Regions from separate parts of the Mus musculus genome. Here region 1 is linked to region 2. A link is a loop called in an ENCODE intact Hi-C map of the cell type or tissue named here. Cell type or tissue: heart. All regions are shown on one strand. Each heading gives the region's core, and the rest is flanking DNA. Links, peaks and the distances in the headings are about the cores only.

The links. Peaks named below come from ENCODE experiments on the same cell type or tissue, not always from the same donor. Only the 100,000 strongest peaks of a DNase experiment are listed, where the experiment ranks them.
Region 1: a loop joins it to region 2, with 8 times the contacts of the local background. A loop is called at or near these places in 7 of 42 quality-filtered maps.

What each region holds. Positions count from the first base shown.
Region 1 is chr5:23,848,884-23,851,800 of GRCm38, forward strand. Gm42228 (a long non-coding RNA gene) reads right to left here. Exons shown (of 2, transcript XR_880875.3): 2 at 571-1,247. It overlaps 2700038G22Rik (RIKEN cDNA 2700038G22 gene), which reads left to right and starts at 1,714. Exons shown (of 4, transcript NR_045042.1): 1 at 1,714-1,738. In heart, for the core only: CTCF peaks have their summits at 1,549 (motif pointing right), 1,782 and 2,548 (motif pointing left); a DNase peak (open chromatin) is centred at 1,698; H3K4me3 peaks cover 1,508 bases; H3K27ac peaks cover 1,197 bases.
Region 2 is chr5:24,053,504-24,056,420 of GRCm38, forward strand. No RefSeq gene overlaps it. Among named protein-coding and RNA genes, the nearest start is that of Fam126a, 24 kb to the left of the region's middle. In heart, for the core only: a CTCF peak has its summit at 1,140 (motif pointing left); no DNase peak of the experiment used is centred there; H3K27ac peaks cover 198 bases.

The DNA of each region.
Region 1 (2,917 bases), core at 321-2,820, 200 kb before region 2:
GAGTGAGAGGCCCGGGGTTGGGGGAGAGAGATGAAGAGGGAGAGAGATGAAGACTGAAGGTTGCCGAATAAACTGCTGTTAGAAGAACTGGTGGTCTTGTCGTTCGGGCTGGTCGAGGACGAATGCAACAAACCATCACAAGGATAGTTTTGGCCACACTGTGCTGTGCTTAAGTATACCTAAAATAAATAACTGAGGTCTGACTGCCAAAGTTTTGTCAGCGCTGACCACTGAGCCCTGTGGAGCTGACCTGCCTTGTATCCTCACCTCCCAAGGCTCCTCTCTCTGATGCCCATGCAGGCTGCAGAGACCTCTGCAGGGCGGGGAGGACTAGTGAAGAGTCTAGCTGAGTCAGTGACGCCCAGTGATAGAACTTGTCTCAAAAAATAATGTGGAGAATAATTGAGGGAAAGAAACACCAACCTGTGACCTCCACGTGCATGGGCAACACGAGCACAAACACAAAGACACTCACGTACACATACTGAGAAACAAATAGAGAAACAGTTTAAGGTGCCTATAGATATGTTCTTGTGTTGGGGTCTAAAAATCCAAAACAACCCGAGCAGGTTCAAGAGTCCCCCCAAAGCAAGATCTTTATTTGAATTAGGCAGCAAAAATCAACCAGTTAGGAACAGCAGCACAGACTCCGTCTGACTGCGTCTTCGAACATCTTAGTAAGTATTTAAGCAGATGACAAAGATGTATTGCACTCGGGCTGCTGCTGATCAATCAGGGCCATAGAAGAGACTCAGGAACTGAACTGCAACCCCAAGCCAGAATGGTACGGGGCTTTTAAGCTTGAAATCCATAAACGTCTGTGCTAAGTTATCCCACCAATCAGGACTTAGGGGTAGGGGACTTCCTTAAGAGCACGTCTTTGTGGTGCACTTACTCTGTTCCTACAGGACTCAACTGCAGCGTTCATGTTGAAGTGCACTCACCTAGCATCCATGCTTCTACTCACCAAGCAGGAAGTCAGTTACCCAGGGAGGTCTTGGGAACTTAAACTTTGAGTTAAGGCCTGTTCCAAATGGCTTCAGTTGGTTCCTTCTTACACCACTGTCTTCTGAATTCTCCTCTTGCGTTCCCACAAGCAATGGATGAGTGGGGTCTGGGGTGCAGGCGTTTTGATAAGTGTGTAAGTGGTACCATGGTGGTGTCTTACTTTTCAGTTCCTCAGTGGCCTGTGACGCTTAACATACCAAGAGCACACAAAGAGTAGGCAACTCTTTTGAGGGCTGTTGCTATAAGGAGAAATAAAAGGTGGCTTACTTGTGGCAGGATGTAGCAGGAATTTAATGGCGGATGTTTTGGTCTGTTTGGTTGGTTTACGTTTTGTTTTTACATGGCTAGAGAGATGGTTTGCCGCTTAAACAGTGTTCTGTTCTTGTAGAGGACCTGAATTTAGTTCCCAGCATTCAATTTAGGAGGCTCACAGCTGTCTGTGAGTCCAGCTCCAGGGAAGCTGACACCTATGTCTGGCATTTTGAGCACATGCAAATATCACAGACAGACATAGTTTAAGTCTTTTTGGGGAAGCGGGCGGGGCCAGTGGCTCTGGTGCCGCCAGGGGGCGCGTGAGGGCCGGCGCTGGAGTCAGGCGGGAACGGGGGAAGGGGCGGGCAGGAGGGGCGCTGGGCCACTCTGGTTGGCTGAGCCCCGGTGCTCAATGTCCGGTCGGTTTTAAACTCGGTCCCGCCCTGGCGCCCAGCTCTTCCGCCGCGGCGCGCTCCTGGTAAGTACTCTCCCCATTGCGAGTCCCAGGACCACGCCACGTGGTCTTGGCGATTTTCACGGCGCTCGCCCGTGGCGCGGGTCCCTGCCCATACGCGTCCCTTCTGTGTGGGACAGGCGATCAGCCTTGCGCTGCCCGGATTTGTCCCCTCTCGGATGGAGGCGCGGCGTCCGGACAGCCCGGGTCCTGGGCACACTCGGGGCTTCCCGCCCGCCCAGGACTCCGATGACGGGGACATCGACTATTTAGGAAGCGAATGAGATCAGAGCTCGGAAAGTAGCAGGAGGCAGGATAATCCCAGTGTCAGCAAGGGCAGGGGTGATTTCGCCCACGCAGGCGCGTCCTCGCCGCCGCACGTGTCCTTTAATTGCTGCTTGGCACAAAGGCTGGGCTTTTTGTTTTGTGCTCATTTGTTTTAAGGTTTGAGGGTATATTCAGGCGGATACCTGCAACCGAGTCCAGCAGGGACCTCTGCCTACAGGACCTGGATTACCCTACTGCTGACACAGACCCAGCCTGTCTGGGTTTTGGGTCCTGGGAGAAATCTGAGCCACTGGATTAGCACTTAAGCAAGGTGACTTATAAGCAATGATTTAGGAATCGTGATTTGGAATTCCTAAGACCGGGTATAGGTGTTTAGCGAGCACCCAGGAGTCCTCCCTGTTTAAGAGGTGACTGATTGAGACACCAATTAAAAGTAAATATCATGGTTGGAGAGATGACTCAGTGGTTAAGAGTACTGACAGCTCTTCTAGAGTTCCCGAGTTAAATTCTCAGCAACCACATGGTGGCTCACAACCATCTGTAATGAGATCTGATGCCCTCCTCTGGTGTTGTCTGGAGATAGCAACAGTGCACTCATATAGAAGAAATAAATCTTTTTAAAAGATTATTAGATTATTGAGACAGATTGTCATACTGGCCCAGAGAATATTTGTGCTCTAGGACCCTAAGTATTGGCATTTATGGACATAAGCCACTGTGCCTGGTAAAGGACATTTTAGAGGAAAAATAGGCTTGTGGGCTCTTGTAAACAAGTTCCCTGTGTTGTAGTTTTCTTTCCGTTAGAGGTTAGGGTTCTGTTGAGCCCCTTCGAGAGTGAAGGGCAGCATGAGCCACCTTCTAAGGTAAGGAGTTATTTTTCCCTTCCTCATTCAGGCTCAGGAGACACATCTGACG
Region 2 (2,917 bases), core at 139-2,638:
GCCCGTCCCATGATCCCTCGTTAGCTTCCCCTTAAACAAGCATTTGCATACGTGTGGGTATCAGAGCTCTTGGTAAAATTAACTTAGTAAACTAAAGATGTGGAGCAAAGCAGAAACATAGCTGCTAAGGGTCTCTGGAAAGACAAAAGGAAAGAAGGGCGTCACCCACCATGAGCTGGAAGGAAGGAGAAAGACCTGAGGCAGCATCACTCACTTCAAGCCTTGCAACACCATCAGACTAGAGTCTAGATATGTACTCTAAGTATTTCTGTTATAGGAAATATTAAACGAAATATGTACAACACTTAGATTTCTTATTCTGTAGCATTCTAATTATTCAGGTCTATATGCAAATTCTGTATTCATTTGATCCTTTAGCTTGTAAGCAGTCAGCAAAGGATACTGAACAAACCTGCTTAGTCATGGTGCTCAAATGCTGCAACCTTTGCATACATGTTCATGAAATGGCATTGAGATTGACTCCTGCCATAGTGCCCTGGTGGCATAGTCACTTGTTAGTTTATCTACAATTTGTTACTGAAGGGTTACTAGCTCCTGTGGCCCTGAGTGTAGTTATAGATGTTACCAGTGAAACATTTTCCTCCTTCTGTCTTCTCAAGGGAGAGAGCACAGCTAAGAGACACACACAGTCTAAGTGGAGTTTACTTAGCAATGCAAAGGGTATACACTCTGGAGAGAGAAAGCGCAGCAGGTACACCCAAAGGGGGCAGTCGGTAGCCCTCTGGTTCTTTGTGGTGGATTTTTAAGACGTTGTTGTGAATGTTCATGAGACGTGCAGAATATTTATGTAGGAAGGTGGTCCTTTTTCCTTCCCCACACTATGATGGACAGATCTCTCTCTACTAGGATATTTCTTCCCATGATTTTCTTAGAAAGGGAGGAGGTCAAGACCTCAATGTAAATATGGAAACTATATCATAATGAATTCCAGGTCTTTTGCTAGTGCATGTGTGTGCCAATTTCTGGGTTTCTAATACAATAGAAAGAATATAACTGGGCTGGAGAGATGGCTCGGTGGTTAAGAGAACCAACGGCTCTTCTGAAGGTCCTGAGTTCAAATCCTAGCAACCACATGGTGGCTCACAACCATCCGTAAAAAGATCTGCTGCCCTCTTCTGGGGTATCTGAAAACAGCTACAGTGTACCATATAATAAATAAATAAAGAAAATTTAAAAAAAAGAATATAACTGCAACATCAGAAATGCTTAACAGCCAAAGGGCTTTCAGAGGATGTAGAGACACAATTACCAACACACAAAATACAGCTACAGTTTTCTTAGTTCCCTCAAGCTTAATTTGCTGTGTAGATAGTCCAACATAAACCAAACAAGATTTTTAAGTAAGTTAAACATCAAACAAAAGTAAAACAGAAAGAAAATTGGTTCTACTCATCCTTATTCAAGCAACAAACTGAATAAAATAATGTATAAGAGATGGGTGGATAGCTCCATCCATACGTAAAGTGTCTTGCAGACACACGGACTTCAGTTCAAACCCTAGAATCCACAGTAAAAAACAAAACCAGGTGTAGTGGTACATGCTTGTAATCCAAGAGCTGGAGAAGCAGAGACAAATGGTTTCTGGTGTTTGATATTCAGTCAGCCTGGCCTTCTTAGAGTTTACATCCAATGAGACACTCAGTCTGAAAAACAAGGTCAATGGCCCCTGAGGAATGACACCTAAGGCTGTCATTTGGTCTCCACGCACACACATGAACATATGCTCACATGCACATACATATATACATAAATAACATATAAAGAAACACATAAACATAACACATAAAGAAAGTAAAATATGAATATGGATGAAATGTTAAGAAATGTATAGCCTATTTATTTTATTGCAATAATAGTATTATAGTTAGTCACTGTGTTAGAATGTTGAAATGAAGTGACAAGATAACCTGATAACTTAAGTGAGAAAGATGTGTTTTAATTTAGTAAGAGGTTTCAGAGGTTTCAGCCCATGTTGCTTCTAGATCTGTAGTGAGGTAGAATCTTAAAACAGAAGGAACATGAACTCCCCAGGACAGCCAGAAAGCAGAAAAGAGACAGACAGGAAGGGACCAGTAAAAGTACATATTTTAAAGACATACCGTTAAATAACATCCTATGTCCAACAAGGTTCTACCTAATTTCTATCACTTCCCATCAAATTGTGAATTTGCCGATAATGAAGTCAGACCCTCCATTAGCCAGTCATTTCCCAAAAGCCCACTTCCAAACTCTGCTGCAAGGGAAACAAGGTTTAAATGGCACTGGAGAAACACTTTAATACCCAGCTGTGATGGCTAGCTTTAGTTTTCAATTTGATATAATTCAGAAATCAGCTGGGAAGAGAGTCTCAGTGAGGGATTGTCTACACTGAGTTGGCCTGTGGGCATGTCTATGGGGGACTGTCTCAACAAAGTTAATTGATATGGAAACCTCAGCCCACTGTAGGGGGCACCTAGGCAAGGGGTTCTGAACTGCATATGCATGAGTGTTTTGCCTGTGTGTATGTATATACACCGAGTTCATGCCTAGTAACCTAGAAGGTCAGGGAGGGTGTTAGGATCTCTGATACTGAAGTTATGATTGGTTGTAAGCCACTATGTGGATGCTAGGAATTGAATCCAAGCCCTTCAGAGAAACAGCAAGTACTCTAAACAGATAAGCCATCACTTGTGGCCTTCTTTTGATCAGAGTATTTTATAACAATAAAGTAAATGAAACTAGGATGCCAACTATGACAAATATTTTTGTTTGTCTAGAACATTTACCTTTTGAAAGTACATATTTTTTTCAAATGAAGTAACATCATATCTATTTCTACTGCAAAATAGATGAGTAGAAGGAGGAGATGTTAAAGAAATAGTAAGCCAGTAAAAAGGGAATAAGATTGAATGAATTA